2 separate regions of the Homo sapiens genome follow, and region 1 is linked to region 2. Evidence: read pairs that join two places in POLR2A ChIA-PET (ENCODE). Cell type or tissue: HepG2. All regions are shown on one strand. Links, peaks and the distances in the headings refer to the core of each region. The heading gives the core; the rest is flanking DNA.

Evidence for each region. Peaks named below come from ENCODE experiments on the same cell type or tissue, not always from the same donor. Only the 100,000 strongest peaks of a DNase experiment are listed, where the experiment ranks them.
Region 1: POLR2A ChIA-PET joins it to region 2 with 7 read pairs; 2 of 35 experiments call an interaction of 5 or more read pairs at or near these places.

What each region holds. Positions count from the first base shown.
Region 1 is chr1:4,421,307-4,432,176 of GRCh38, forward strand. LINC01777 (long intergenic non-protein coding RNA 1777) reads left to right here. Exons shown (of 6, transcript NR_027088.1): 4 at 1,454-1,881; 5 at 2,042-2,142; 6 at 2,688-3,378. It overlaps LOC105376674 (a long non-coding RNA gene), which reads left to right and starts at 10,840. Exons shown (of 3, transcript XR_946894.2): 1 at 10,840-10,870. RefSeq lists enhancers at 1,707-2,207, 3,765-4,266. In HepG2, for the core only: no CTCF peak of the experiment used is centred there; no DNase peak of the experiment used is centred there.
Region 2 is chr1:4,269,603-4,280,472 of GRCh38, forward strand. No RefSeq gene overlaps it. Among named protein-coding and RNA genes, the nearest start is that of LINC01777, 140 kb to the right of the region's middle. In HepG2, for the core only: no CTCF peak of the experiment used is centred there; a DNase peak (open chromatin) is centred at 4,369.

The DNA of each region.
Region 1 (10,870 bases), core at 2,893-7,892, 150 kb after region 2:
TTCATTACAGTGAGTTTATTTTCATTTCTTGTGTAGGAAAAAACAGGTGCTCACATTTAGCTTCATCAGCTTCCTGTTGCCGTTGGATTCACGTATTATTTTAAAAATAGGTTTATTTTAGGGGAAAATGTGACCTGGGAAAACCCACTCGTATTTACTCCCCAAGGTTGCTGCTTTTGTTGTGGTGTTGGTGGTGTTTCTCCCTGCCCCCCAACACTGGGATGGTTTAAAAACATAAGTGAAGCTGTATCACATTCCACCAACCGTTGCTGAAGCCTTTGTTCCTTCTCAAAAGTTATGCCTTTTCCTTTCTCAGAGAGGAAAGAGGCCTAAATTTACATTTACTAGGAGCCTCTGAAACAGGTTATCCTCAATGTAGGTGGTGGGTAACATTATTTCCTAAAAGGCAACTGTGTTCACCCACTGACAGTTTCCAGGCCCCTCCCAGGGGGCTCAGAACTGCTGTAAACCCAGACCCAGTGGCATAAGGCTGGACGTGAGCCCAGCTGCAAACCCAGAATAATGACCTGCATACACACATTTCTCACTGCCTCTAGGATCAAATCCCCCATTCCGAGGCTCTCAGATCCCAGGATGAAAATGCTGCTGCCTGAGTTGGAATTGTCCTCGTGGTGCAAATAGCAGACTTAACAACATTCATGTTAATTACTTTTCCTGAGTGTCATTCTAAAAGAAAGAAATATACCAGTCTGCTTTCCGTTTTCAGATGATGTTGGCGGTCTTGTCCTCCAGCCCAACTACACTTGTGAGGTCTTTAAAGCACAAGTGAAGATAGTTAAGCTGCCCCTCCCCATCTCTCCCTCTCTTGTCTATTTTTCCTTTGTTTGTGATACGAAGGGTTAATGTAAAAATAGATGTTCTGCAGGCATCATAGAGTTCCTCTTTAGGTTCCCATGGAAACCGAGCAGCGCAAGTATGTGAAGAATTTTTTTAAGTTAGCCCAAGATTTTGTCCTCCAAAGATTTAGGGTCATTCTGCCTTGTGGTTTGGGGGCATTTTTTTTTAAAGTTTTTTTTAAGTAATTAATAAAATAACTTCACCTTCCCTCCATCCTCCCCAACCTACTCACAGAGCATTCTTTTATTTAAAGTGTCCAACACAAAGGTTATTTTGTGACATTTTGAATAATGCAACCCCTTAAGGGTATTTTTTTAAAGTTCTTTTGCAACAAAGTTTCTCCTCCCCAACCTCAGAAGACGGAAACAAAAGAGACATTTATTTCGTTCGATTTAAAGTGATTTGGAATTGCTGCTGGGGTTAGATTATGGGAAATTGCCCACCAGGGAAACAAACTTGGTCACCACCCCTGAACTGCAGTGATGACGTCCCATGGGGACACACAAGACAAACAAAATACTGAGAAAACCGAGGTTCTCACTCTGCCCACAGAGGGAGCTCCGAGTTGCAGCTGCCTCTTTCTGCTCCTTTTCAGTTCAGATAAATTGCACTTGGTCAACGGAAATGTCCTAAGGGCACTGCAGCTGCAGCTGGAGAATGAAGAAGACATAAAATTAGGGCTTTTGTCACTGTCGCTTGATTTCATTAAAGGGCATTAGTTCTCGGCGAGATATATGGGGTTGGAGAGGACAGGAGCCAGAAGCTCCCAGTGCAGCAGCAAGGCTGGCCCACGTGAGCACCTGGAGCATCATTTCTGCTGCCACATGCTTGGGCTGCCCCACCCCGCCGTGCCCTGCTCAGCCGTGCCCTGCTCCATCTCCCTCGCCAGGCCTGAGACCGGCCCCCAGTGTGTTGTGACTCCTGAGGTCTCTCAGCTCTCCCTCAACCCCCAGGAGAATTGCTCTCCACTCCAGAAGCCGCCTGATGGGGAGGCTGACCCCTCTCCAGGACTGACTGATCCAGGTACAAAGGGTCCCCTTGCGGCAGTGGTGGAGCACCCTGTACAGCAGTTTGGGCTCTGGGCTCTCCTTTGAGATCAGGCCAATGCCTGAGTCATCCTGGCTTGACAAGGTGGGATGAAGGTCTCCTCCACCTCCAGGTTCCTTCCTTCCCTCCTTTATAGGTTTATCCTGACAGTAACCTCTCCCCAGGTCGGAAGACCTCTCAGGCTCTGTTTCTAGGGAGGCTGACCTGCTGACAATGCTCCTAGCTGGATTTTGTAAGGTAAATATACCCTTTTATATGGGTTGAGTTATGTCCCCTTAAAAGATGTCAAAATCCTGACCGCTAGTATCTGAGAATGTGACCTTATTGGAAATCGGGTCTTTGCAGATCATCAGGTTGACAAGAGGTCACTGAGGTAGGCCTTACTCCAATAAGAAATGTCAAAGGTCAATGTCAAAGGATAAATCAAGTGTGTAAGGTCAATGCCAAAGGACAAATCAGATGTGAAAGGTCCATGTCAAAGGTCATATGAAATGTGTAAGGTCAATGCTAAAGGACAAATCGAATGTCAATGGTCAATGCTCAAGGTCACAAGTGTGTTCCTGACAAGGTCTTTCTCATTGACCAAGCTTTTGTCTGTCTTGGCCACCCCCAGTTGCAGCCCAGTTGCAGCAGGAGCCCTGCTGAGTCCACAGTGAGAGTCCCTGTCCCTGGGTCTCCTCTTGGTGGTTCCATCCACCAGCTCCTCATGGGCCCCCAGACTACAAATCCCAGGTGTCTTCATTGCATTTGGCATTGATCTCAGTCTCCCTCCTCCATTGCAGCGGTCTTGAATAAAGTCTTCCTCACTGTTTTAACAAGAGACAAGGTAATGTTCATTGAACATCTTATACAAAGAGGAAACCTGGCACAGAAGTGGACATGCACTCGGAGGGAAAATGCCAAGTGACAATGAAGGCAGAGATCAGGTGATGCATCTGCAAGCTGAGCAACATCAGGAATTGCCAAAAACCACCAGGAGCTGGAGAGGCCTGGGACAGAGCCTCCCACGGAGCCTCAAGGGAGCCAGCCCTGCCCACGCCTTGATCTTTGACGTCCGACCTCAAGAACTATGAAAGAACCCATTTCTGTTGGTGAAGGCTCCCCGTCTGTGGTCCCCTGTCCTGGCAGCCCTAGGAACCTGACCTCTGGTCCCTCTGCATCCCTGGCATCACTCTGCCTCCCTCTCTTTTTCTCCAGTGAATCCAACACACTCTCAGTGAGACAGCCAGGTGGCAAGGGGTTCTCGGAGAAACTCCAGCCGGCCTGCTCGCTGGGCATGTACACTGGAGTGGAGCCACAGAAGTTCACGGTGTTTGCAGCAGGGAGGAGCCTGGCCACTCCTCTTCCTGGTTGGAACCTGGAATTTATTTTGTGAGGCGGGAAGCCTATACTGGGGAGACTCTTGCTCTGCTGAGTCCCCATTCCCCCTTTATTTTCCTTTTTGCCCAATAAATCCTATTATTCTCAGTCTTCAAATTGTCTGTGAGCCTAATCTTTCATGGCCATGTGACAAGGACCCCGTCATTAGCTGAGCTAAGGAAAAGTCCTGCGACATCAGAAGGCTGAGTCCCAGGTCCTTTGTTCCAAGAGCTGAGCTTCCTCATGGGATGTGGGGAGGGGGGTCAGCGCAGGTGATCGGGAGGACTGAGGCTGTTGGAGGGGGACCCCAGAGGGAGGCTTCAGTGGCTGCATCCACAACTGGGCCACCTGGGCATCCTTCTGAGGCAGGTTTCTCTCCACGTGCATGGCGTGGCCCTTCCACACAGCTGTCACAAGCTAGGAGGCTCACATGCTCTTGGGATTCTCGGGACATCATGGGTCCCTGAGGGTGGCGCAGGCTGAGGGTGTGCTCCCCCGCCGGCCTGGCACAAAAACAGTAACATTAACATGCTTCTCCAGACCAAAGAGGCTGCTCTCAGTGTAATCAATGATGGCAGGGACTTCGAAATGTGCGTTTCCAGTGAACAACAATGTTTAGCCGCATGTAGTCATCAGGCACACCTAACTGGCTCCGGAAAGTGTTATGTTGTGAATTAAGATGACTGACGGAGAAATGTCAGTTTTATTAACATTCTTCCTTCGGACGATAATTTTATGTCTATAAGGATGAATTACAAAGGACTTAATGAAGGCGTCAGTCCAGAATGATGGGGTCCTTTTAGCAAAGCCTGCTTCCTTTCCTCGCTCTGTGTGTGGAGGTTTGATCTCTGCGTGGGGTATGGTTTCCACGTGCTGGACATGATTGGGCAAAAAGTCAACAAAACAGGCTGCTTGGCTTCAGGCTGACTGTGTAAAAGCCTCACCGGCTCAAGGAGGGATCGTCCTGGGCCCGACGGCAGCGAGTGAAATAGCAGCAGCGTTGCCATGGAAGATGGTTCCGTGGCACCCAGACATCAGCAGTGGGGCTGATGGGACTCACATCCACTCCATCACGACTTCATCTCCCAGGAAAGTGTCCTCCGGAGCTGGGAAGGTTCTTCCTTTGCCTCAGTCCCCGTTTCCTGCTCGTGTTCTGCCCAGGAGCCTGTGCAAAGGGCCCGTTGCCTCTCTCCGGCCCCTTGTGATGACTCCTCTCTGGGAAGTCCCCCACTTCCCGCACATTCCACTCTAGAAATTCCTTCTCTCTGCAGCGATCTGGTCATGTTTTCAAAAGGTGAGGTGCATTTTCAATTCTCAGCTCGCACCTAAGCTTCTGGCAGCTTTCAGGTGCCCCTAAAAATGGCATCCAAGGCTTCATCCTAGGCTACAGCCCCGCCCCCTTTCCGCCTGTGCCTCCTCCCACGGCCCCACCCACTTCCCTGCTGTGCCTCTTCCCACAGCCCCACCCCTTCCCGTGCTGGGCCTCCTCCCATGCCCCGCCCCTTCCATGCTGTGCCTCCTCCCATGCCCCGCCCCTTCCCGTGCTGTGCCTCCTCCCATGCCCCGCCTCTGAGCTCTTGCCCTTGCTGTCCCCTCCCCCCGGCATACCGTCCCCCTGGAAGCTTCCTTGCCCTCTCCGTTGTGTTGTGAGGTTTGAGTCAGGATGTCATTTATGAACAGGCCTGCTCTGAGCTCCCTCCTTGAGCTCTCCCCACCTGGTTCCGTGTTCTCACCTGCAGATTAGCCACTGCTGAGATCTCCTGCATGGACTTCCTACTTATGGAGGATCTCACACATGCTAGAAGGTTTCATGGGGAGGCCCTGGCTGCTCTGTCCAGGGTCTGGAGCAGGGCAGGTGCACAGCAAGGCAGCTCACTGCACGGTTGTTTGCGGAATGAAACGACTTTGCCAAAGCCATGGCCGCAGACATACGATGCTCTAAACATGTTTGTTATAACCATGTAAACACGCTTCTTTAGAAAAGCTTATTTCTTAGGAAACCTCTTTCAGTTTCTGTGGCAACAACTCAGATATTCCTGAGGTCCAGAAATGCGGCTGCTCTGCACGCTGGTCATGGGCCTCTCCTCACCTGCCCCCAGGACGGGAGCATGGGCTCCATCTCTGGGCCTCCTGAAAAATGAGATGTCGACTTGAGTGGCCTCCGACCCTGTGAGGCTGATGTCATCGCTCACCAGGCTGAAGTTCAGCCAGGCACTGAACCTTTCTCAGGCCCTCAAATTCAAACCCAGACCAACCTGTCACTCTCCTTTCCAAAGCATGGGCCACTCATCATGATCAAATGTCCCCTCTTCAATCTACACACTGCTTGGCATTGCCTGTTTGACTGTGAGAGACTCTGTGTCTGTGTGCATGCAACTGTGTGTGTATGTGAGCGTGTGTGACATTGTGTGTGTGTGTATGTGTGAATACAAGGAGGAGTGAGTGACTAAGAATGTGTGTGTGGGCATTTATGTGTGTGAGACAGAGTGGTGAAAGACTGCAGAGGCTAAGTGTGGGTGTGTCTGTGTGAGTGTATACAAGATGGGGAGTATGTGAAGCATGTTGGTGTGTGAGTGTGTGTGAGTGTTAGAATGTGTGTGAGTGTCAGTGTGACAGTGTGAGTGTGTATGAGTGCGTGTATGAGTGTGAGAGTAAAATTGTGTGATGAGTGGGTTTGAGGTGGTGTGCAAGAGTGTGCAACAGATTGTGTGTACAAGATGCAACAGAGATAGAGTGCATATGTACATAAGTGTGTAAACATGTATATGATATCCATGCATATATATATGGTGTGTGCCTAAATGTGCAGATGATATATAGTATACTTATGTGATATGTGTGTATAAACATGTATGTGATATAGATGCATGTATATATTGTATATATGTGACATGTGTGTAAACATGTACATGGTATAGATGCATATAAATATGTGATGTGTATGTATACACATGTATATGATGTGTGTGCGTGTGTGTGTGTCTTGGGAGGGCCTTGCTAGTCAGGGTGTAGTTAAAACATCAGCTGGGATCCTCCACCTACACAAAAACAAGGCAGTCAAAGGAGAACTTCACGTGGCTTGATGTCATTTCAATGAATGCAGAGTAGTGTTTATCTCTGGGCCAAATTCAGAGGCAGGGGATGGGTTTCAAGAGGGGCATGCACATGCAAACACACACACATATACACATGCATGCATGTATACACACTTGCATACACATACATACACATATACACACATGCACATATATACACGTACACACATATGCACACATACACGTGCATACATGTGTATGCATATATGCACACGCATGTGCACACACACATGCATACACACATACACTCATGCATGCACACATACATGCACATATATACACAAATACACATGTATGCATAGATATACACATGTATTCACACATATACACATACATATATATACATGCACACATGTATATGCCACATATACAGTTACATACACACATACATATGCACACATATACATACATATACACATACAAACATATATACCTACAGACACATATGTCTATACACATATAAACATACACTGATGTGTACACATATATACATGTATACATATACACACATATACACATACACACAGGTGTATACACACACATATATACATACATACACACAACACGGGAGTTTCACCCATATTGTTGATACTGTGGCTTTGAAGACAACTGCTGGTTTCAGTGTTTTCTACTTGAATATATGGCATTTCACAGTAAAAGCAGTAACCGAGCTCTTGTTAACAAAATGAACACTCCACATTTTTCAATTTTAATTATTTTGAAAAATCCAGCCCTTTTGTTGAAGGTACTTACAGGTGGCTTAGGTTCAGCTTCCTTTTTTACCCTCTGCTGGCTGTTTGTACTATGCAGAAATATCGTAGGAGAAAGAGTATCTACTGTCTTTCAACTGCACCTTGACTATATTCAGGTTTCAGTAGAATCCACATTGCGAAGTTATCTAGGCTCAATGAGATCTGATCATTTCTGCTCCCTCCTGCACCCCGTCAGCAAAGAGCAGGATTTGGGACCTCAGTTATGCAAAGTAGGGGCCTGGTGAAGACTGTGGGGTTTACAGACTGTGGCAGAGTCTTGCCATACACGTGGAAGAGAACTAGAGTTTTTTAAATCTGGAATTTCATAGCATAAGGCCCCAAGCTTTTAATTGCAGGAAGTCTCAGTGAAATAGTAGGAAAAAAATTATAACAATAAGAAACATATATTTGGTCTCTGTCCTCAGTTCCTGGCACAGAGCTCCCCAAATCCTTGGAATTTCCTGAGTGGTAGGGGTGCTGTGAGAAATCTTTTGTTCAAATGTTTCATCTTTGACCCTGGTTCCTGACACAGAGCTTGTAAATTCTTTGGCATTTCCTGGGTGACTGGAGCATCTTTTAGTCTAATAAGGTGACTCTTGAAGGCTCCTGGATGGGGCATGGTCATCAGAAAGATTGAGCCAGGATTAGGAGCCTGGAACTTTCAGCCCCATTCCCTTCCTCTGGGAAGGAAAGAGGGGCTAGATATTGAGTCAGTAATCCATCAGGCCTATGGGATAAAGTCGACATGAAAACCCCTAAACTATGGGGTTTGGAGAATTTCCATATGACCAAACATGTGGGTGCGCCTGTAGGGTGCAGCTCTGTAGAGAGAGCATGGAAGCCCCACACCCCAGCCCCCATGCCTGGCCCTAAGCACCTCCCATCTGGCTGCCCCTGTGTGCCCTTTGGAATCCCCTCTATTGGCATAAAATGCTAGTGAACATAAGCATGTGTTTCCCTGAGTTCTGTAAGCCATCCTAGCAAATTAATCGAATGGGAGAAGGGGTTGTGGGAAGCTCCAATTTGTAGTCAGGTCAGACAGAAGTTGGGGGCAAGCAGACTTGCAACTGGCATGTGAAGTGTGGGCAGCCTCTGGGACTGAGCCCTTCACCTGTGGGGTCTGATGCTACCTCCAGGTAGGTAGCATGAGGATTAAATTGAACCGGAGGACACCCTGTCAGTGACCCCTGGAGAACTTCTTGGCGTGTGGGGGAAAAGTCCCACTGGTCTGGTGTAGGAAGTGAAGTATGGGTAGCGGTGAGAGTAAGAGCCTGACTGGTTTTGCTTCTCTGTTTGCTTCTCTGTGGCCTCATACAGAGTCCCTGTAGAAGAGAGCCTGAGTTGGGTGCAGCATCAAGGGCTCAGGTGCATGGTTGATAAGCCTGTAAGAATGAGGAAATCCACACCTTCCCTGCTGTGCTCTGAATTTCTGTGCTCCTCAAAACCTCATATGTTGAAAGCCTCACACCCAAGGGGATGGAATTAGGAGGTGGGGGTCTCTGGGAGGTGATTACATCATAGAGACTGAGCCCTCATAAAGGAGATGAGTGTTCTTATAAAAGAGACCCCCTGGCTGGGCATGGTGGCTCACATCTGTAATCCCAGCACTTTGGGAGGCCGAGGCAGGAAGATCACTGGAGCCCAGGAGTTCAAGACCAGCGTGGGTAACACAGCAAGACTCTGTCTCAAAAAAAAAAAAAAAAAAAAAAAGAGACACGTAAGACCTGCCTTGCCCCTTCCACTGCATGAAGACACAGCAAGAAGGTGCTGTCCATGAACCAGGAAGTGGGTCCTCAGCACCACTGAGTTTGCCGGTGCCTTGATCTTGAACTTCCCAGCTTCCACAAATGTGAGAAATACACACTTTTGTCGTCTATAAGACACTAAGTTTATGACATTTTGCTCTAGCAGCCCGAACAGACTCGGGCCTTCCACCACGCATTTTTCTTAAGGAGGTGAATGTAGTCTTTGCCCTTTGAGCTGGCAGCCCTAGTTTGAGGGTGATGGACTCCCATAGACAGCACATCACCTGGTGTTTCCAGGAAGGGCCCCGGGGGGTTTCTGGCTCCTTGGGTATTGTGGCTCACTGTTAGAACCCTTCTCTCAGTAGGAGGATGAGACACCTTTACCTGTTGCCACCAAATCTCAGAGCCTTCCTGATGGAGAAGCTGTCTCCTCCACTAGAAGCTGGAGGTGGGCACGTTGAGGGGACAGGAGTGGATCTGGCAGTTGTCTCACTGAAGCAGTTCCCAGGAGCAGCACCATTCTGGAAGCTGGCCTCCATCCTCCCAGTGCCATGAGAAAGGCCAGTCCCAGGCTCAATGAAGAGACTTGTGGAGCAGCCCCACATGGCCCGAACTGGAAACAAACCTCTGCGGCTTGGGAGCCACTGGGATTGGGGGATTGTTTCTTACTGCAGCCTTTTAGTGAAACCTGGCTCCCATTGGCATGTTGCCCCCAAATCCTCCTTTGGGGACTTCAAGTCTAAAAATCCTCCTGAGCAAGAACTTGGGGCCTGTGTGGATCCAGGCACTGGATGTTTTCACAAGAGAAGCAGTGGCGAGAACAGATGCAGACCACGACACCCGTGCTCCTTACTGAGATGGGGATAGCATCAATAAGGAGGTGCCCAGTGCACATTTCTAGTCTGAAATATTTATGGATTGGCACATACCCTAGAAAGAAGCTGTCACAATCGGTGGCATGTGCTGGAATGCTGGCAGGACAGAATGATCAGAAACCAAGCTTAGAAACAACCCTGCTCACTGGCTTTCTTCCTGGCGAGTTATTGGGGCTAGTCCAGCCCTACAGCTCTCAGCTTCAACACTGGCATGTCTTGTCCTCCCTGCAATAACAGACAGACCTGATCCCTGCAAGATGGCCAGGACGCTGTCACCAGCCATCTCAGCCCATTCTCCCTCCAACCCTGGCAGGTTGGTAGGACAGATCTTACCCCTGTTTTAGACACGAGGGGCTGGAAGTGGGGGAGTTTAAGTGGCCTCTTTCGTCCAGGTGACAATGAAACTCTGATGATTACAAATCCCACATTATTGACATTATATCTGTGTCTTTCAATGTGCATTTTGCAGAAAACTACTTATGTGGATTATAAAAGATATGCTTTAAATACAGGACATATGTTTAAAAATATGGGGAATGCTGGGCTGCATGAAACTGATGCTGTCACCCCAGGGAGTCTCAGAGCTTTGCTACGCGATGGTGAACTGTGGATCTCCAGGCAGCAGCAGCGATCCTGTCACTGGTTGAATTTGGGTCTCAATTCTGCCCTCCCCTACAGTCGTGTCCTGTCTTGGTGTGGTGGCTGACGTGTACTTCCTTCTGCTTGAGTTGGAAGTGGCCACATGACTAGCTTCAGCTGTTGGAATATTCCAGGACATGACCAAGCAGGATCTGAAATATGTTGTGTGATTGGCTTTGCCTTCTTTCACCATAAGAAAAGATACGTGGACCAGGCGTGGTGGCTTATGCCTGTAATCCCAGCACTTTGGAAGGCCTAGGCAGGTGGCTCACCTGAGGTTGGGAGTTTGAGACCAGCCTGACCAACATGGAGAAACTCTGTCTCTATTAAAAATACAAAATTAGCCAGATGTGGTGGTGCATGCCTGTAATCCCAGTTACTCAAGAAACTGAGGCAGGAAAATCACTTGAACCTGGGAGGCGGAGGTTGTAGTGAGCCGAGATCATACCATTGCACTCCAGCCTGGGCAACAAGAGTGAAACTCTGTCTCAAAAAAACAA
Region 2 (10,870 bases), core at 2,270-7,269:
CTTTGAAGCTTAATTTACAAAGTGCCATCTGACATAGCTAAGATTTGGCTTTCTCTTTTTAATTCCCTTCCCTCTGGTTTTTCAAAAAAAGTGGGGGAAAGACTTAAAAGAAAAGCTGCACAGGCAAAACTAATGAATAAATAAAGAGCCAGGACGAACACATGGACACAGGAAGGGGAACATCACACACCGGGGCCTGTTGTGGGGTTGGGGGGAGGGGGAAGGGATAGCATTAGGAGATATACCTAATGTTAAATGACGAGTTAATGGGTGCAGCACACCAACATGGCACATGTATACATATGTAACAAACCTGCACGTTGTGCACGTGTACCCTAAAACTTAAAGTATAACAACAACAACAACAAAAAGAGCCAGGACAGCGGCCCCAGGTCTGGGCTTCATCATACATAAACAAAGGGGTTTCGGCGGAGGAGCCTCAAATCTTTCCTGCTTCCTTTGTCCTGGGGTTCGGGGTGATTTGCTCAGTCATGGCTGCACCTGAGCTCTGTTAGACGTTTTCTTCAATTAAGTGTTCGTTTTAGGATGAAAAGAGCCGCAGCTCTGTCAGTTACGCCTCCATATTGATCGTGTAGAAATTGGCTGTGGGTTCAGCCATTTGGCATTTGATTCATTATTTTCAATCAAGCAGCTTGTGTGTCAGGCTATTAAGGTAGCCACAGTCTCCAGGGCCTATGCATGATCCAGTTATTTCCATTATTGAGACACAACCCAAATTAACTGAACCATAAATGTTTTCTTTTAGTGGGCAGCTGGGGAAGAATGCATGGAAATCTATCAAGAGTTTCATTTTCCATGGAAATGTAACATAGTAAATGGAAACCTCTTAGTCCTCGGAGAGAAGCCCATGGACCTAGCACTGGGGTCTTTGAGGGGACCCCAGCCCAGCTTTTCAGTGTCTCAGGAAGGGGTGATTTTGAGAAGCTGATATGTGTAATGCAACAGAAAAATACTGCTACTCGTGTGCTGGGTGAGCTGAGCATTTCCAGGCGCAAAACAAGTGTGCAGCCTCATTCAGAGACACGTATCACTTAGGGCTCTTTTTTAGGGAGGTTATAGAAAGCCCAGCTCCCGATGTCATCTGGCTTAAGGAAAAAGGCAGTTCCTTGCCTCACAGGGCAAAACAGCCCCGGGAGAGCCCTAGCATCAGGTGTGGTTTGATCAGGGCTCGCCGTCACGCGGTGCCTTGGTTCTCCATCTCTATTCTTGGTGTTGGCGCTGTTTTCAGGCAGCCCTCCCTGTGCTGACAACTTGGCTGCCGGCAGCTCTCAGCCTGCATCTTTTCCATCTTGAATCCGTAAGAACAAAATAAAACAGTTTCTTCCAGTAGCTCCTGCAGAAAGCTAGAAGAGACTTCTTCCCAGGAATCTTCCGAGATGAACCTTGATTTCGTTGGCCAGGCAGATTGCATAACTGTTTACAAATCAATCAGTGTAGCTATGGAGATGGGATATATGAGGGGCTAACACTGCCCATGGTGGGTGGGGCCTTGGAGCCTGGGGTGGCATCAAAGCTCTCAAACCCCTCTGCTGACGATGGAGGAGGACAGTCAGAGACTACAGGAAAGAGAAGGGGCATGGAGGCCGCTGTCCACATGGGTGTGCTCTCCTGCTCAGTGGGCAGCCAAGACAAATACCCTCAGAGAAAACAAACAGCTCCCCTTGTCCTCATCCCCTAGTCCTGCAGGAGCTTCATTTCCAGGTGGGAAAGCCACAACCTTCCCCAAATGTTCAGCAGCACCTGAGCCAGCTCTTCCCCTTCCTGCAGAACTGCACCGCCCTTCTCTGGGCCGGCTCCCTCACTCTGGGCTCCTACACTTAGGGCTCTAGCCAGTGTCCCACCTGGGCATTTCCACATCTAGTGCCCTCCCTGATTGCCTCTGGGCTGGCACAGGGCTGCCGTCATGAGCCAGGACCATGGGAATCATTGTTCTGGTTTACTTGCATAGTTTCAGCTAACTTCCCCCGGTACAAGTTAACTTAAATGTTATAAAGCATTTTAGAATCACATAAATCCATATTTTGTAATAAAAATGCAAATGATACAGAGGTGACTACCTCCCCCCTCCCAGATCACTCCCTCCCGACTGCCTCTGGTCCAGTTAGATGTGGGCGGGATGAGCAGGAGAGGGCCCTGCTGGAGAGGCGCAGTGGTCAGAACTGCGGTGGATGGGCTGTGAATGGCCCCTACTGAGAGAGGCTGCAACATCAGGTGGGAAAGGCTGGGGGCCAGGCAGGGCTTAGTGCAGGGGCTGGAGCATGCAGTCTGCAGGGTGGACCCTGAAGGAGGATGGAGCCTCTCTCTGGGTCAGGCTCTGTGACCTTGCCTTCCACCTTCTCAACTGCAGTGTCTGTAAACCTCTTCCAAGTGTGACTTCCCAAAGCTTGCAATCCATTGCTCCCTCCTTTCTTCTTCCTTCCTTCTTCCTCCTACTCTTTCTTCCTTCCTCCATTCCTCCTTCCTTCTCTTCTTCTCCCTCTCCCTCCCTCATTCCTTTGCCCTGCTCCATCCCAGGGCATTAGTGTACTTATTGTGGCTAGTGGTGAGTGGGAAGACATTGCTGGGTTAATAGCTGTAATTGTTGACTCATGGACAATCAATCGCCCCAGCAAGTCCACAGTCCTGAGTGACTGCAAAGAGCAGCAGTGACCGCTAGGCTTGGCCAGCAGCAGATGGTCCTCTCCTCTCACGTAACCTGGGAGGTAGGACCGGAGGGGCTTCTTGGATGAAAAAAGGGCAGGCAGTCCACTCTGGGCTCAGGGCAGGGTGGCTGGATTTAGCATTTTATCTGGCAACCTCATCTTAAGGCCTAGGAGGCTGCAGCCTAAAGGTCCACTTGACAATTCCATCTTTTCCTCCATGGTTAGCTTTGCTCCCTGCCTGGGGACGGGACCTAGAAGCTCCTCAGCCCTTGTGTCCTCCACCGCTCCATGCCCAACCTCACTACTCTAGGGCAGAGTGAGCAGGTGCTTCAGGAGGGCAGGGGTTCCTGTGTCCTCTTTTCTTCTTTGTGGCTGTAGTTCCTGCATCCAGAGGGTTGTCCCCCGTGGCAGTCACCCAGCAGATATTTGCTGAATGGATGACTGAAGCATCTCTGATGGTGCCCGTTCTCTCAGCTCTCTGCCTCTGTCCAGCACCTGCTCCTTTCCTGACTGGATCATTCCAACAGGAATGGGCCCCAGCCTATGGACACATAGAATTTTGTGTTGCCACTTTTCCTTTTGGCATTTTAAAGGTGTTCTTCTGTTGAATTGCCTCCATAGTTTCTGGTAGATGTCTACAGTAATTGAAATTATTTTTTCTATGTCTGTGACTTATTTTTTAATCTCCGATTGCCTTTAAGATTTTTGTTTCATCTTTGTTTTTAGCAGTTTGATTATTATGTGCCTGGCATGGTTTTCTTTGCATTTATATTGTTTATGATTTTTGCTAAACTCGAAAATGTCAATTTATATGCATCACCAAGTTTAGGAAGTTGTTGGCTATTATTTCTTCAAATTTTTTTTTCTGCTTATTCTTCCTCTAGTCTCCAATTACCTATATTTTAGAGCCAGTCCCCAAGGCTCTGTCCATTTTTCTTCAGTATTTTTCTTTTTATTCTTTAGACTGGATGATTTCTACTGATCTGGTTTCAAGTTCATTTACTTATTAACTAATAATTTCCCTGTTGCTATGAAACCCATCACTTACGTTTTTATTTCAGATACTCTAATTTTTAGTTCCACCTGCTCCATTTTCTCTGTTTATACATTTTCTACTTTTCTGCTGAGAGTTCCTTTCTCTCCACTTGCTGTCAGCATTTCCTTCTGCCTCACGGAGCATGGTTGTGCTAGCTGCTTTACAGCCTACCTCTGTTAATTCCAGCATTTGAGTCATCCTGGGTCTGATCTCTGTTGATTGTCTTTTTACTTGAGAATTATCCCCCCTTTCATGGTTTTCTTGTGTGTTGAGTAATTTGGGGTAGCACCTGGACGTTGTGAATGCTGTGTGTGGAGATTCTGGTGTTTGTTACATTTCCCTAAGGAGTATTATTTTGTTTTAGCAGACAATTCACTTGGGTAGATGCAAACCACAAATTCTGTTACCTACAAGTAGTGGCAGCTCAGATCTTGGTTCTGTTCCTTTTCCTTTTTCTTTAACTGAGTTGTTTTCAGATAAAGAGAACAGTTCAAAGGTCAGTTGGAGACTTTGGGTCGAGATTAAAGGCAGACTCTGGGGCTCCCCTTCTCTGGTCTTATCCTTCATGAGCTCCCTTCTCACTCCCCAGCATCTGTGGCCTCCTGGGCTGTGTCTCCTCCTAGCCAGAGAGATGGCGGGTTCTCTATCAGGGCTCCAGCGGCACCAAGCCCTGCTGGAATCAAGGTCTTTCTACAGATCAAAGCCGTGCAGATGGGAGACTTGTCACAACTGGTCTCTTCTTCTTGCCTTTGTTCACTCTCTAAAGGCTTTGAGAAGTTTTGTTTGTTTTATTTTGGGCTGGAGTTTATCGTTCTCCTTCCTCCCCCCCCCCCCCCTCCCTCCCTCCCTCCCTCTCTCTCTCTCTCTCTCTCTCTCTTTCTTTCTTTCTTTCTTTCTTTCTTTCTTTCTTTCTTTCTTTCTTTCTTCTCTCTCTTTCTTTCTTTTTTTTTTTTTTGACAGAGTCTTGCTTTCTCACCCAGGCTGGAGTGCATTGGCATGATCTCAGCTTACTGCAACCTCTGCCTCCCGGGTTCAAGCGTTTCTCCTGTCTCAGCCTCCGGAGTAGCTAGGATTACAGGTGTGCCCTACCACGCCTGGCAAATTGTTGTATTTTTAGTAGAGACGGGGTTTCACCACGTTGGCCAGGCTTTTCTCCAACTCCTAACTAACCTCAGGTGATCTGCCCACCTCGGCCTCCCAAGGTGCTGGGATTACAGGCGTGAACCACCACACCTGGCCCGTTTATAGTTATTTTCCATGGAAGCATTAGTCCACTGGGAATGTATTCTACCATATAATCTCAATAAATATTTAATTCGGTCCACTTACTTATTTATCTGTTTACTTATTTACTTTTTGGACTCCTTGGGGCTGGGGATCTATGCCTCTAGTTCTGCCAGGATAGAAATGGGGCAAGGAAGGGGAGGGCTGAAGTGTAAAGTGGATGAAGTGTCCATCAGTGCCTGAATCTCTGCTTCAGAACAGCGGCTTGGGTTTTTTCTTTTGTAGCTATTTTATATATGGACATTTCACGTAGGATTTCATTGTAAACTTTTTATTGGCTAAAGTATATTTGAAAATCATTTGTCTAAATATTCTCCAAGTTCTGATGCTCGGAGGAACTCTGGCTTCTGGGGGCTTCAGCCATGTGTGTTTAGAACCCTGGTTCTTGAACCAGACTGACTTGTGTTTGAATCCCAGTTTGGCACGTACCAGCTGTGTGACCTGGGACTCATTCCTTACCCCTACTCCACCGCCATTTCTTCATCTTTAAGATGGAGATAATTATACCACACTTATAGAAGGGTGTGAGCACCCAGGGAGATAGGGCACATTTAGCCTTCAGCAGAGGCGTCACGTATGGCAGTCGTGTGTTATGGACTAAATGGTTGTGTCTCTCCAAAGTCCATGTGTTGAAGCCTTGACTTCCAGTGTGATGGCATTTGAAGGCGAGTCCTTTTGGAGGTAATTAGGTCATGAGGATGGGGCCCTCTTGATGGTATTCGTGCCCTTATAAGAAGAGATGCCACAGAGCTTTCTCTCTTCCCTGCTATGCGAGGACGCTCAGAGAAGGCAGTCAAGCCAGGACGAGGCCCTCACCCTGCTGGCACCCTGGCCTTGGACTCCTAGCCTCTAGAGCTGCACGAAGTAAGTGTCTGTGGTTTAAGTCCCAGTCTGCACTACTTGGCTATGGCAGCCCGAGATGCCAAAGACAGTGTGAATGCTATTGATTAGTAGTACTCATTAAAGTCAACACAGATACTTCTGTGAATAAAAGCTAATGTACTGGAGAGCTTGATGAGATCTAGGGACAGCATAGAAAGCCCCCTTCCCTCACTCTGCAGAACAGTTGCATCCATGTGACCCTGAGACAGAAGCCCTCTGCTCATTATCAAAGATGTGACAGCTGCCACTTGGTCACTTTAGAATCAACAGTCCTAGGCCCCTTATTGACAGCTCCCGGCTCCCCCAGCTGGACTGGCCAGGGGGATTGCCTCTCTTACAAATCCCCTCCAGGATGCAGCGAATAGAAAACTTGCATTTAGAAAAAGGATGGACCAGGATTCTGGGTGTGAGGGGCATTATCCATTGTACAAGAGGGTTTCCGGTATGTCCCATCCTAAATATCTAGCTTCTTTTAATGCCCTTACAATAGATTCATTGTAAGGATTTGAGCGTTTTAGGGAGTAGGTCTAAACTGAAGTCTGCTGCCCTGTTGTTGGAGTCCCGGCGTATCTGGAGGTGAGAAGGGCACTGCCCTCTGAGCAAATGCCCAGTGAAATTGCAGAAGGAGGTGGGTGTGGGGTGGGGAGGAAGGAAAAGTCATGCGGGCCACTTGTCCCATCGGGCGGCTTCACAAGGTCATCATCAAATGTGATTTTCCAATTGCCACCTCGTTGCTGTGGGCACAAATGGAACCCGAGATTGTTGGAAATCTATATGAAAGTCCTGTTCCGTGTCAGGCTCCTAACAGCTTTTCCTTGTCCCTCCCCTGAGCGGGGGAAAGCGAACCCGACACAGCACAGGAAGAAATGTTTTGGTTTGGTGAACGTCTTTAAATTTTCTGTAGCTTAGGGCTTTGTCCTCATTTGCAAAGCAGGATTGAATCTTTGTGTGGGTGGAGGTGGGGTGTGTGGGGAGGAGGGAAGTCAGGATTTAGGCTTAACAAAGAGACTCCCAACTGAGGCTAACCCAGTGTGGCCCACACTCTAAAGTATCCTGACAACTGTCAGGAACCACCTAAGGCTCCCTAACATGAAAAAAGACTTTTTCTCCCTGGACTCAAGAGCAGGGTTGGGATTTGCTTAATTTCAAGGCTGAGTTAACCCCTTTTTGCCCATAGAGGTCCAGGATCTGTGGTCTGTTAGTGTTAATTCAAGTATAGCCTAAAGCTGTCTCCTCACATATTTTAAGTTTGACCTAAATGTTTCTCTGTTCATGGTGAACTATAACCTAAATGGACTTGTAAACAGACTGTAGCCTACTCTTGTGCCAATCACCGAGTTTTGGCCCATCAGAGGTGGCCAGCTGTTCAAATCGTGTTCAAGAAGGCAAGTGCCAACTTGTAACTAATCTAGCTGTTTCTGCACCTCACTTCTGTTTTCTGTACATCACTTTCCTTTTTCTGTCCACACATCTTCTTTTGCCATGTAGCTGTGCTGAAGTCTCTGTGCCTACACCGGCTTGGGAGGCTGCCTGATTTGTGCATAGTTCTTTGCTCAGTTAAACTCTTCTAAATTTAATTTGGCTAAAGTTTTTCTTTTAACAGCAGAGAGGTAGAAATCTGATCAGCAAAGGTCTTTGATTAGCACTTTTTGCTTATTTGTTTGTTTTAAACAAGATCAACCCGTGTTTCTTAAGATCAAGTGGTAGAAAATACTCTTTGCAAAGTTATAGCTCTCCTAGCAATGTGTGCTTGCATGAGTGTGAGTGTGTGTGTGTGTGTGTGTGTGTCTTATTTCACCCTTTGTTGCCACTGTTGATGTCTTCAAAGCAACTGAAGTATTCAACTTTTACAACTGCAGGGAAAGGGCCTGGCATCTGTGCCTTGGTGGAGAGTCTGGGGGAAGGCAGGTCCAGAACCCAGCAATGGGTATGATCCTGATCTGGCCTACTTAGATTGGGAAGGCTGAGCTCCTGAGGCAAGTCAGGGCCCTGAAGCGAGGAGGAAGAAAAAGTAACTGGTGGGTGAGAAGTCAGAACGTGTCACCTGGACCAGACTCTCAGAGAAGTGGGGCTCTCAAGAAGGGCTGCTGAACTTCAGATAACTCCTTGAGGCTATTAGTACCTCAGAGGCCGTCAGTAAGTGGATGATGAATGAATGAATGATTAAATGAATGAATGAGGCTGGGGACTCTGCCACACTTACCTGTTTATTCCCCACAGGTCTTGGCTCAGGGCTGGGTACAGAGAAAGTGCTTGGTAAATGTTGAATTAATTACAGAATTGTTTCAGTCCCTCAGGGAATTCAGAATTCCACAGGCTTTGCCATCCTGGGGGCTATGCACGTGCCTCATGCTGCAGCTTTGGTTTCTCTAAAGGAAGCTAGTCCAAGGTCTTTCCATCTGCTCTGGAGCTGTGGAACTTGTAGAAGAATCCTACCAAGCTGATTTACCCTCAGGCAAATTTGAGCCTTTTCTTCACAAGTCCAACTGTGAATACTTGTCTGTACTCAGATTCATTTTCTCTTACTCTGCTGGAGGACTGAAGCCAAACTGATATAATGACTCATAATAAATAATTTATGACGGTGGTGGAAATACAGATGTTATTCTTCCAAAGTATGCAGATACAGAAAAGTTTTTAAGTCTCAGGAAAGACTTGTGGGGATATTTTCACCACTTTGACCATAGGTGGAAAAAGATTTCAGGGCACGTTTAGCAGCCATGAAGTCATAACATATAAGGTCATGCCTTAGGTGGCCCAGAGCTCTTCCTTCAATCTGACTTAAACGGCACACCCTATGTCGATGAAGCCAGACAAGCACATTGAACTCCTTTAACACTCACTTCTGAAACTGGGCTTCACTGTGGAACTTGGGAGGGACTCCACCTGAACTAATTCTCCTCTAGGCAATTTCATTGGAACAAAGTTTTATGTGGCAAATAATGAGCAAAGCAGCTGTAAAATCCTAAAGGAATGAAAAATAATTTTTAAAGAGATGCTGACATCTCTTAGAAAGAGAATATCACATTGATTCCTTCAATAACTATGAGAAACATGCATCTGTAGCATACATTTTAATAGGCATTAAAGACATTTTAATGAGAAAACAATTTAAAATTTGGTAAACATGTCTTTTGTTGATACGCAGCAGAGCTTTTTGGGGGTTAGGGGGAGGGGCTGGGGGCTCATTAGGTCCAGGTTGCTTTATTAGGTGCTCTGTTGTTCTGAATATTTTAGCAGCTGAGGTTCAGACTTGGGTGCCTGCAGACTTGAGTGTGATTATAAATAGGCTGTGATGTTGACAAAGAACCTGGGCATCTGTTTCAGAGATGGGCTGATGTTAAACCCTGGCACACTGCATCCAGTAGCCAATATCAGATAGCTCAAAACACTCATTATTCCTTCTCAAAATAAATGGCTTGAGAAGGAGGCAACACAGGCTGAGGATGTAATTTCATGAAAGTCCAGGCGTGGTCAGGGGGAGAACCATTCAAGTTACTTGATGTGGGAGAGTGACCACCCTGTAGGGCTTTGACTTTGGAGGCTCCTTGAGCTGGAATTTCATCTCTTGGTGCAGCAGAGCTCACTCTGGCAGGGAGAGAGGAACACCAGCTAATAACCCCAAACCATGCTTGTTCTCAGGCTAAGCCAAGTGAACATGGGACACAACCATTGTTTCTGACTGGTTTTACTCACCTAATTAAGGGACAGTGAATAATAATAGCTCAGTTATTCAGCTCTTACTCTGTACCAGGCACCATGTTCAGGATTCTACATGGGTTACTGTATTAGTTTTCTATTTCTTCAAAACAAATTACCATAGAAGCTTAAACAACACTCACTTATTATCTTACAGTTGTGGGTCAGGAGTCCAGGCATGGCTTAGCTGGGTCCTTTGCTCAGGATTTCCCAAGGCTGCATCAAGGTGTCACCTCATTTGGGTTCTCATCAGAGGTTCAACTGGGGAAGGATCTGCTTCTAAGTTCATTCAGGTAATTGTCAAAATTCATTTCCTTGCTATCGTAGAATGCACGGTGACTTTCTTCTTCATGGTTAGCAGGAAAGAAAGGATGTGTTGCTTGGAGACTTTGACTTCAGGGAGGGTCCCTGTCCCTTTTTTGAAGCGCTTATCTGATTTGGCCAGGCCCACCTAGGGCCTTTTGATTAGCTCAGAGTCAACTGATTAGGGACATTTATCACCTCTGCAATGTCTCTTCACTTTTGTCATATTCTATTGGTTAGAAGCAGGTCATAGGTCTCACTCATACATATGATGTGTGTAACAGGCCCAGGGCTGCTTGATGAACACATTGTCCTGATTAGAGTGTCATGACCAACAGCAAAATACACTTTGAATATTTTGGATCACACAAAGGCATGGATATTGGGGGAGTGGGAATCAAGGAGTCACCCTAGAGTGCCACATTGCTACCACAATCGGCAATATCCACCAAAACCCTATGAGCTGCTTATAGGTTCATATGCTGCTGTTCTTCATTCTTCTTTCTACCGACCAGGGAGCTGAGCCTTGCAAAGATAAAGTGGCTTGTCTAAGGTCGACCAGCTAGACATTGGTTAAGTCAGAATCCAAACCTAGAATGTCTGCTTCCAGAGCCCTTGCATGGTAATATCCTGCATTCCCTGGTGAGAAATTAATGAGGCAGAAAAGTCCTGTGGGAAAGGTCATGGTGGCTCTATCATGTGAAATGTATATTATAAAAACAATAGATTGAATTTGCTCATTTGCATAAACAAGCCCTGAGTGAATGTTGATTCCCACCCTGATTATTTTCATGATTTTATTTTTTTGGCTACAGGAGTAGAGTTCAACAGAGTCTCTGGCTGGTGGAAACACACAATAGCTGGAGTGACAGCACATCATAGGCATCAAGGTTAACCACAGCTTACATCCAGATCTAGAGGCAGCACAACTCAACATGTATTTTGCTGTTGATTATGACATTGTAATCAGGACAATGTGTTTGCCCAGCATCCCTGGGCCCGT